2 separate regions of the Homo sapiens genome follow, and region 2 is linked to region 1. The links are chromatin contacts, found by Hi-C in ENCODE. All regions are on one chromosome and are shown on one strand. The core of a region is the stretch at or near the end of the contact, and the rest is flanking DNA. Distances in the headings are between cores, read along the strand shown.

Region 1 (4,991 bases), core at 1,281-3,780:
CTAGCTCCCAATCGCACATTGAAAAAAATATCAAGTCCTTACCAGTGAGGTCCAAGGCCATTTATGAAATGTCCCCTTCACACATCCACTGTGTTCCAGACATGTGAAACTACCTGCAGGCCTTCACGTGTGCCAAGTTCTCTCTTGCTTTTGTATCATTACACACATATCCCCTCCCCTGAAAAATGTGCTTCCTCCTTTGTCTCTCTAACAAACTCCTCACTATCCTTTAAAGGCAAATGATATCTTCTCTAGAGAGCATTCTCACCTTGAAGGGCATTTAAGAACTTCTCTTCTGTGCTTCCAGGGTGCCTTAATCTTTGTAGCTCCCTCTACCTCAACCTTGAATTTTCACCCTGGTAAAATGTTCTGTAACTCCCACCAAACTGCTAGCTTTGGAGGACCAAGCCAATGCTCTCTTATAGTTATGTATCTGCCACTATGAAAGAAAAGAGAGGAGAAGAAGAGAGAAGCGAAGTGAAGAGAAGCAAAAGCAAAGCGAGTAAAAAAGACTCAGGCTTGAGCTCTAGTGTCACCACTTACTGATGTGTGGCCTTGGGCAAGCTACTTAATTTCTAATCCTTGGTTTTTCCTTGTCTGGGAATTTAAAATGGCACCTATTTTAGTACTGTAAGGAGAAGAGAAAATACCAAAAAGCAAAGTAATCAGTACATTGCAATAAAATTACTTTATGTCCATTATTATTGTATTAAAAATAAGTAAATAATTACAAATAAAATATATAAATCATATACTTATTTACTATTAACAGCTTAATACACAACTAAACTAATAAATACTAATATTATGTAATGATAACACAGCAAATACAGTACAGAAATCATCTCTAATTTTTTTTTTTTGGAGACAGAGTCTCGCTCTGTTGCCCAGGTTGGAGTGCAGTGGCACAATCTCAGCTCACTGCTGCCTCCGCCTCCTGGGTTCAAGCAATTCACCTGCCTCAGCCTCCCTGGTAGCTGGGACTACAGGTGTGGGCCATCACACCCAGCTAATTTTTGTATTTTTAGTAGAGATGGGGTTTCACCAACATTGGCCAGGCTGATACTGAACTCCTGACCTCAAGTGATCCACCCACTTTAGCCTCCCAAAGTGCTAGGATTACAGGCGTGACCCACTGCGCTCAGCCATCTCTAAATCTTAATATGTACTACAGCAAACATGATAGAATTAACGGCTAATATTTGATTAGTAACCTCTGCAAAAAATCAGATAGGACTTTAAAAGACACCTCTGATTCTTATATATTCCATTATTTTACAACTTCTCCCTCACAAACCCTTTCACAGGAGCGTCTAAGAGATATTACACAGGAAAATTAAATGGATTACATTTCATCTCATTTTATTTTACAGACAACCTGATTATCAGCCAATATGTGGCTCAATATCATTGGGAGAAAAAACTGAGAGGCTTGATAATTCGCTCCTTAACCAAATGTTATCGCAAGGGAAAAAAAGACAAACAAAAATCCTGTATACAAAATTCAATGAATAAATCAACAAGATTCTTCATAAGTAAACAAGATTCTAACTTCATAAATATTATTCCTCATAAACAAGATTCTAGGTATGGTTTAAAAACACTTTTGGTATTTGAATTTCTTTCAAGCATTCTTTAAAAAATTTCCCAGAGTACTCATAAGAAGCAATCTTCCTCCTAACGCCCAAGCAGTAACAGCAACTGTTAATGCAACAGGTGAAAAAATCGTTGGCATCTCTTTCTCAAAAGAAAGGGGAAAGCTTTATTTTCACAATAGATGTTTTTACAGGAATGCTAAACGCAGCACAACCTTTGATAAGGATTCTTAAATGGTCTACATTTTTGTTCTATTTTTATGCATCTCGAAACAACCCTATTAATATAATTTGGCTCTTATAAATATAACAAATTGATCACCTTTTCTCAGACATAATTAAGAAGGCTTTGACAGGTTGAAGATTCAGCCCCAGGTTGACACTCTAAAAGGAAATAAACACACTCAGTACACATCTGATTTAAAAGCATTTAAATAAGAATCGGGAGTAGGAAAGGCAAAGATTGAATTCTCTATCAGAGCACCATGCTCAACTCTCCGGGGACACGGAGACCAGTGAAAGAAGCGCAAAAGTACGGTGAGGACTCTCAGAAATCGCATTCCCCCGGGACACCCGGCCCACGCTCGTCGGTCACTACGCTATCAGCCTCCGCGCTCTCGGACTCCAGCAGCCCCGACACGCCGCCCAGGAGAGGGCCGGGCAGGCCGAGCACCCCGGCCCGCGCTCCCGCCACCAGCGCACCCATGATGTACTCACGGAGAGGGGTACGCAGAACCGCCCGTCCCGCCGGAGCCGACACCCGGAGCAGTGCAAATCAACTCCCCCAGCCTAGCGGCGCGTGCGCGAAGTGAGGCGGCCACGCAGCCACCTAACCCGCCAGCGACCCGTGTCCTGAAAGCAAGCCGCGGCTCTGTGCCGCAGTGCGGACAGCGCGCCGCCTGCTGACGTCAGCGCCTGCCTACGCCGCCGTTCCCATGGCGACCGATGCGTCCCGCGCTCTAGGCGAAGACCGCGGCCCCGTCCCCGCGCCTCCACCGCCTTCTTCCAGGAGGAGGGGCCGTGCGGCGCCTGCCCGGGGGCCCTCAGGCCGCAGGCGGGCGCGAGCTTCAGGGAACTTAGGGGGCTCCCGCCTCCCCGGCCACGCGAGCGGGAACAGTCTCCTCCACTCGGAGCGGTAAGGGACCCGGAAATGCGCGGGTGCCCCTACAGAGTCTTGAGTTTTCCCCGCCCTCACCTCCGAAAATGCTCTTTTCGCCTTAGAATTGTAGCTAGCGCAGGGAAAAACTGACTGGGCAAAGGAAAACTGGGGAGGCTGTCATGGAAGCCGCCCAGAATAAGAAAATGAATGAATGAGGCAAAGAAACAGATTTGTCACTCCCCACGCGATCGCGCCCACAAAAGAAAACATGGTTTTAAGGCGTGGAAAATGAAGTTGTACTACAGACAAAATTTTAAGAAAAAATTATCCACTGTTCCTTTAGAGCTATCTCCCTGTGTGTGAAAAACAAAACAAAAGTTAAAACGCCATCCTTTTCTACACCTAATGCTCCCTCCCACTTTTCTGATTTCTGCCACAGGCGCCATCTTCAGCTCTGAGTCACCAGGGCTGGAAAAATACTAGATGCGCTACTCGTGGACTCGTGAATACACTCGTGAATACAGGCCATTTCCTGTACCTACAGCCACCCGCTGTAAGCTGTTGCTTCATTTGTACAGTAAGAGTTTATGGAGGCCAGCTTTTCCATTCTTACTGACATTGCCACACCTTACAAACTATATGTCTTGTGCTTCCCTAAATCCTGTGAGGAAGCAACGAGAAAGATTACTAATCCAATGCGTACCGAACTGAGCTGTTCAACTTTCCGTTCTAAACATACTCTCCTAGATTTCTATCTTGCTGTAAGCCACCACAATCCTCCCAGTGTTTTAGTAAGAACAGTAGAGTATCCTAAATGCATCTTATGCCAAAGCATATCCATTCTCTCTTTTTAACTTCCTCAGATGGGCCCTTTACCAGTTCTCTGACTCCAGTTTGACTCTTAAATTCTCCACACTGCTATCAGAATGACCTGACTAAAAATGTAAATCGGATAATGGCACTCTCCTGCTGAAAATTTTTGAAAGGCAATCTGTAAGAGAAAATGATTACTTTGCCTAGGATACAAGATTCTCCATCTCCCTGACTAGTTTCATCTCTCGTTAGCTTCTTGTTCCAATTTTATGCAATATTGAATCATGTGTACCATGCAGTTTTATGCAACATTGAATTATGTGTACCATGAAAAACAATCCATAGCCTTTCACGCCCCGTCCTTACTCATATTGTCCTCTCTTCCTGAAAATTCCTCCTTTTACACTCCTGCATCACAGCCAAATGTTGTCCATCCTTTGAATCTTAAGCAGGTTGACTGACTCCTTCAAACACTCCTACTCCCTATTAGACTTCGGATACTCATTCTATATATTAGACTTTGGATGCTCATTCTATAGTTTCATAGTTTACTTTGTATTTTCTCTATCCCCAGCATCTACCACAGTGTCTATGAAATAGTTGGCATTTCATGAACATTTGTTGAATGAATAATGGATAACATATATTGAGCTCCTTCTAGGAGGTATGCATTGTAGGTGTTTTATGTACTTTTCATCTGTCCTCACAACTGCATTTAAGTACCTGCTTTTCCAAAGGGAAGTTATAACTCTGACTGCTCATTCTTAGTAGGGTGTTAGTTTCAGAATACAATCCCCAGACTAGCGGATGTGTAACCCTGTTATCATCTCTTGCTTCTCCATTTACAGTAGCATGCAGAGGTGCAGTGGGGTGGGGGAGGTCAGGGAATATTTCATAGCAGAAGTGACATTTAAGTAAAGACCAAAATAATGTGTAGAGTTGTCCAGGTTAGGAAGGGTTTCCAGGTAGAAGAAGGTGGCGTATAGTGTTCACTACAAGAAAGTTTGGTATAATACAAGAACTGGAAGAAAAAAAAAAAAAGTTCAAGTTGGCTAACTAAAAGGTAGAGAATGAGACTAGGGGCTTTTGGAGGAGACAAAACAAGAGAGTTAAACAAGCTATGAAGAGACCCAGACAGTATTGGTCAGTGGAATACCACTATAGAATTTTATGGAGTGAAATTTTCAAATTTTAATATCATAAAGATAACTCTGGCTGCAGGGTGGAGAACAGACAGGAAGGAAGCAAATCTAGATCTGGGAATACCATTTAAGATGCCGTTGCTGTAAGCCATGTAAGAGACAAAGGTGGCATGGTCAAGGCTAAGAAAAATCAGAATGGAGAGAAATGGACCAATTTGAGAAATTTTTAGGAGGTAAAAATGTCAGGACTTAGTGATTGATTGGATGGAAGAGTGAATGATAAGAAATAATAAAAAACGATGACCAGCTGTTTTGCCTTCCCCTTGGCAAGTAAAGAGGTGG
Region 2 (5,018 bases), core at 1,912-4,411, 2.9 Mb after region 1:
GATGAACATTCAAACCATAGCATACACCCACTAGGATGATTATAATCCAAAAGCCAGATAAAAACACGTGTTGATGGGGATGTGGAGAAATAGAATGCTCACACCTTGTTAGTGAGAATGTGAAGTGGCGAAAAAACAGTCTGGCAGTTTCTCAGAAAGTTAAACATAGAGTTACCATTTGACCCAGAACTTCTACTCCTAGATGTTTACCCAAGAGACATGAAAACATACATGCACACAGAAACATGTACATAAACATGTAGAGCAGCTTTATTTATAATAGCCAAAAGTTGAAAATGGCCCAAATGTCCCTCATCTGATAAGTTGATAAAATGTTTATCCAATGGACTATTAATCAGCTATAAAAAGAAATGGAGTACCTGCCACAACACAGATGAACCTCGAAAACACTTTGCCAAGTTAAAGAAACCAGTCACAAAGGACCACGTACTATTATGAGTCCATTCATATGAAATGTTCCAAATAGACAAAACTATAGAGACAGAGAACAAATTAGTAGTTGTCTAGGCATAGGGAATGGGGAATTGGGAGGTGGTGGCTAAAGGTTATAGAGTTTCTTTAAGGGTGGGAAGTGATGAAAATGTTCTCACCTTGTGATGATGGTTGCCCAGTCCTTGTGATGATGGTTGCCCAGATCTAAAGATCCTAAAAACCATTGACTAGTACACTTTAAATGGGTGAACTATATGGTATATGAATTATATCTTAATAAATCTCTTGGAAAAAATAAAGAATACATCTAACAAAAAAAAATTTAAGGGATATTTATTCCTTTTCCAATTGTTATAATAAAACCAGGTGGAAGAGAATGGTTGTAGCAGTTAGAAAAAAAAAGAATACAAATCTGGGGTTTGGCCATTAAAAGTTATTCATAAAAATGAGAGAAGAAAAGGCAAGAAGAAGTTATTTCACATTACAGACCTCTCCCTGGCCCCAAAGCCTAACATGTGCTTACCGAGTCAAAAAAGAGACACAGTTGATTCACAAGCTGAAGGTTGGAACTTGAATAGAACCCTAGGCAGGGCAGTGCCCCCCTGCCCGGCCCAGGTGCCACTAGGCACAGCACCAGAGTAAAAACTCAACAGCGGGGAGGCCGGACCCTCGAGGTTTGGGAGTTTAAGCACCCAACTTCTGGCTCAGGGATTTGGGGAGTAGGGTAAACAAAACCTACTTGGAAAAGAATTGGGGAAGAAAACCAAAAATTGCCTTCTGCAGGGCTGGGGACAGGGAAGGAGGCAGGGCCAGGGAAAGGCACATTTCATATCACTAATCTAACTTGGGAGGCTGTGGGGGACCGTCTTCAACTGGCCTTACGAGGAAAGCCACATGGCCGATTGGAGAATCCACAGGAGGGAGAGAAGGAAAGGGAATGTAGCTGGTAGGATGCAATAGCCCCTTCCTTTCTGGGCACAGGAGGGCAGCCAGGGCACCAGGTCCAGGCAGTAACCTCACAAGAACAGCAGTTTTTGCAGCTTAGAGATCACCCACCTGGCCCACCCAGCTACTCATTCTGCTCAGCGTGGGCTGGTGTAGGGCCACTCTCCGCCCCGAGGGAGTGGACAGCTCTGTAGCTTGGGGCCCTGCCTCTTCTTCTGAGGCAGTACTGCCTCTGCGCCCTTGGCCTGGGGCTCCTGGCTCTCAGGGGTGGCAACAGCCTTCCCTTCCTGGGCAGCGCCCTTGTCGCTGCAGGCATTGATCTTCCCCCACTCCTGTTCTTCCTCCATAGGTGAGGAGGCAGAAGAGTCACCCCACCCTCCTTCCCATTTCTCTTGAAGGACAAGCTGCTCTTAGAAACCCTTCTTGAAAGATAATTATTTATTTATTTATTTATTTATTTATTTATTTATTTATTTATTTATTTTAGACAGGGTATCACTCTGTTACCCAAGCTAGAGTGCAGTGGCGCAATCTCGGCTCACTGCAGCTTCGACCTCCCCAGGCTCAAGCCGATCCTCCCACCTCAGCCTCCCGAGTAGCTGAGATCACAACCCCAGCACACTCAGCTTTTTTTTTTTTTTTTTTTTTTTTGGAAGGCAGCTATGCTCTCCACTCTACTATCAACGCTATTTTATTGTATTTTTGTAGAGACGGGTTTTCGCCATGTTGCCCAGTCTGGTCTCGAACTCCTGGGCTCAAGCGATCACCCCTGTCTTGGCCTCCCAAAATGAAGGGATTACAGGCGTGAGCCACCGTGCCTGGCCTTGAAAGGCAATTTCGTCTTCTTGGAAGTCTCCTTGCGAGGGAGGGAGCCTCCCCTTTGGCCTCAGCACCCTGGCTAGGGGGTGCTGGCTCCATGGCATTGCCAATGGTCCCGGCTGCCTCTTCTGTTCACAGGGGCCTACTCCCCTTCACCCTTGGGGGATGTCACCATTGCTTTTCACGTGGCCACCCTCCTGTCCGTTGGCTTTCGCGTGGGGAGTGCCTGCTGCCTCTGCGGCGGTCACGTCGCCCCGGAGAGCCTCGGAGCTCTGGCTGCCCACGATGGGAGTCCTCTGGGGGGCGCCGGAGCCGTGCCGGGTCCCCGCCGCAGGGGACAGTAACGCGGAGTCGGCCTGGCCGGCGGAAAGGGGGTGCTGGGGAACAGAGCCGCACCCCACTCGGCTCGGGAAAGCCCTGGTAACCAAAATTCTTGAAAAGCACTAGTGTCTGGCCTCGGCACTAACTCTCCCCGAGTCTCGTTAAGCCTGCGGGGATGACTCAGAGGGTCTGGGGTCCTGTCGGGGAAAAGTTCAGAAACCAGAACAGTTCCAGATTCTCTCCATGTGTCTGTGGTCCCACCACCTCCTCCGCAAGGGACCCTGAAAGCTGTCTGGGACCTAGGACAACTTCTTGGGATGAGTACGGCCATTCGCCCTGGCTGAGCCCCAGGAGTGCGGGCAGGGGCCGCGGGGGTCGGGTCGCCAGCCGCCACCTCCTGCCTTTCTCTGCCTGCGGTGCGCTGGGACACCCTCGAGGCGGCTCAGCGCCCGCGGTTCCCAGCGCGGGCGGGGCCGCGGCAGAGGTTCCCAAACCGGTTGCACAGAAACAGCGCCACCCCCTACTGCCCGCGGGGCCACCTGTGTGTGCCTTTCCTTCAAAAACAAAGGCGGGGCGGGGGCGGAAGTGCCTCAAAAGAAGGCGGGCCGAAGCGAGGTGCGGCTCCCTGTCGCCGCGGAGGGGCGGGGGCAGGACGCGCAACTCCGGCCGGAGCTGTCCGGGGTCGTGAGCCGGCCCCGCCTTGGTGGCGGCGCCCCCTCGCGGTCCAGAGGCAGACGCATCGGGTGGGCTCGGGTCTCCAGCCCGGCCGGGAGGAGGGACCGGGTCTGCGGAGCGGGGACTCGGGGCCTCGGCGGGGCGCGCACACGCAGGCGGGGCGGCCCGGGGTGCGGGGCCTCTGCGCGGCTGACCAGGCTCCCAGAGCGTCAGCGCCGCCCATGGCCGAGCCGCTCCAGCCAGACCCCGGGGCGGCCGAGGACGCGGCGGCCCAAGCTGTGGAGACGCCGGGCTGGAAGGCCCCGGAGGACGCCGGCCCCCAGGTAGGCGCCGACTCGGGAGCGGAGGGGCTGGGCCCGCCTTCCGGCTGATTTGCAGTGAGGCCAGCGGGTCCCATAGAGTTAAGTAAAAAGTACAGTTTTTTAAATGGTCCCAGTCCCTACCCACTATGCTACGCAAACGAGAAACCCCGGTCATTTAGCTCTACCCTCCCCGCTACCCCCAGTGCAGGTCCCATCTCAATTTCTTGTCTTTGCGGGGTGGTGGGGCGGGGAGGAACTGGTTACGTCCCAGAACGCGCGGTGGAACCCTCCGAACCGAGGGGGTGTAATAGATGCTTGTCTGAAAGTGTGAATCGAGTCCCCAGCGTGTGGGGTTGGGGCCGCTGCGGTCCCTAATCGCAAGGAGGGGAACCTCGTGGAGGGGAACCTCCCAGACCTAAGGAGCGGGGACCTCAGGCCGGACCCCGGGGCGGTGCAGCCCCTAGACAGGACGGCTCCAGGTCGACCCGAGATCATGGCACCGGTATTTTTGCATCTCACTCCTACCCTCTTAGAATTGCTTCTCGAAGTTTTCTCTGTTCCACTTTAGCCCGGAAGTTATGAGATCCGACACTATGGACCAGCCAAGTGGGTCAGCACGTCCGTGGAGTCTATGGACTGGGATTCAGCCATCCAGACGGGCTTTACGAAACTGAACAGCTACATTCAAGGCAAAAACGAGAAAGGTAAAAGCAGTTTTCCTTGTAATTATGCATATTGTGAAAGAGTCCCCGGGCTTATTATTGAGTTTTAGCTTATTAAAGAAATATCCTTTATAATGGAAAAATAAGCAAGTCATCAAAGACTTGTCTTGTTTTCAGACAAGACTCCTCAGGACCAGGGTTACACTGGGTATTACTTTTCAACCTCTGTTCTCTGATTTTGCTGGATGAACTGGGGTTTGGTGTAACTCGTGATAAGTCCTTTTCTATGGCTAACACCTCAAGATAATTTGGTGACTGGTAGGATCAGAGACGTCAGGAGGCAAGAAGGTACCAAGATTAGAAGCATCAAGTCATAGCTTTTGGTCTGGCTTTGCTGCTATTTATATTTTAGCAGGTCTCTTAGCCTGTGGGACCTCATTTTCTGAATGGTAAGAAAAAATAATTTACTGACCATGTAATCTCTAATTTCCCCTTTTATCTCTAAAAATTAAGAATTTATTAACCCAGAATATCAGTATTACAGAAAGTGGTTTAATGTGGGCAGTGAGCAATTGAGTAATTTTGGCCTTACTGTTTTAAGATGAAAATTATCTTAAAGGTAAATATGTCAACAATGTGAAGTAAATCAAGGAACCCAGATCAAAAAAGAATAGGTTAAATGTTTAAAGCTGTCAAAAATACACTAAATTTGCTTTCATTTTTATGTCACAGAGATGAAAATAAAGATGACAGCTCCAGTGACAAGCTACGTGGAGCCTGGTTCAGGTCCTTTTAGTGAGTCTACCATTACCATTTCCCTGTATATTCCCTCTGAACAGCA

The links. A loop is a pair of places that touch in the nucleus more often than their neighbours do. Pooled maps may share reads with other maps.
Region 2: a loop to region 1 is called in a map of ascending aorta, with 8 times the contacts of the local background. The contact joins the promoter of HEBP2 here to the promoter of AHI1-DT in region 1. A Hi-C loop is called at or near these places in 3 of 168 maps with a recorded cell type or tissue (ascending aorta, endothelial cell of umbilical vein and naive thymus-derived CD4-positive, alpha-beta T cell) and 12 of 50 pooled maps.

The regions. Positions count from the first base shown.
Region 1 is chr6:135,495,271-135,500,261 of GRCh38, forward strand. AHI1-DT (AHI1 divergent transcript) reads left to right here and starts at 2,531. Exons shown (of 6, transcript NR_152842.1): 1 at 2,531-2,730; 2 at 3,134-3,247. It overlaps AHI1 (Abelson helper integration site 1), which reads right to left and starts at 2,470. Exons shown (of 29, transcript NM_001134831.2): 1 at 2,313-2,470; 2 at 1,918-1,979; 3 at 544-628. RefSeq lists silencers at 2,181-2,240, 2,591-2,810.
Region 2 is chr6:138,401,062-138,406,079 of GRCh38, forward strand. It overlaps HEBP2 (heme binding protein 2), which reads left to right and starts at 3,162. Exons shown (of 4, transcript NM_014320.3): 1 at 3,162-3,536; 2 at 4,084-4,219; 3 at 4,910-5,018. The coding sequence starts at 3,435. It also overlaps the pseudogene MARCKSL1P2. RefSeq lists enhancers at 1,856-2,376, 2,898-3,418 and silencers at 2,578-2,647, 2,778-3,627.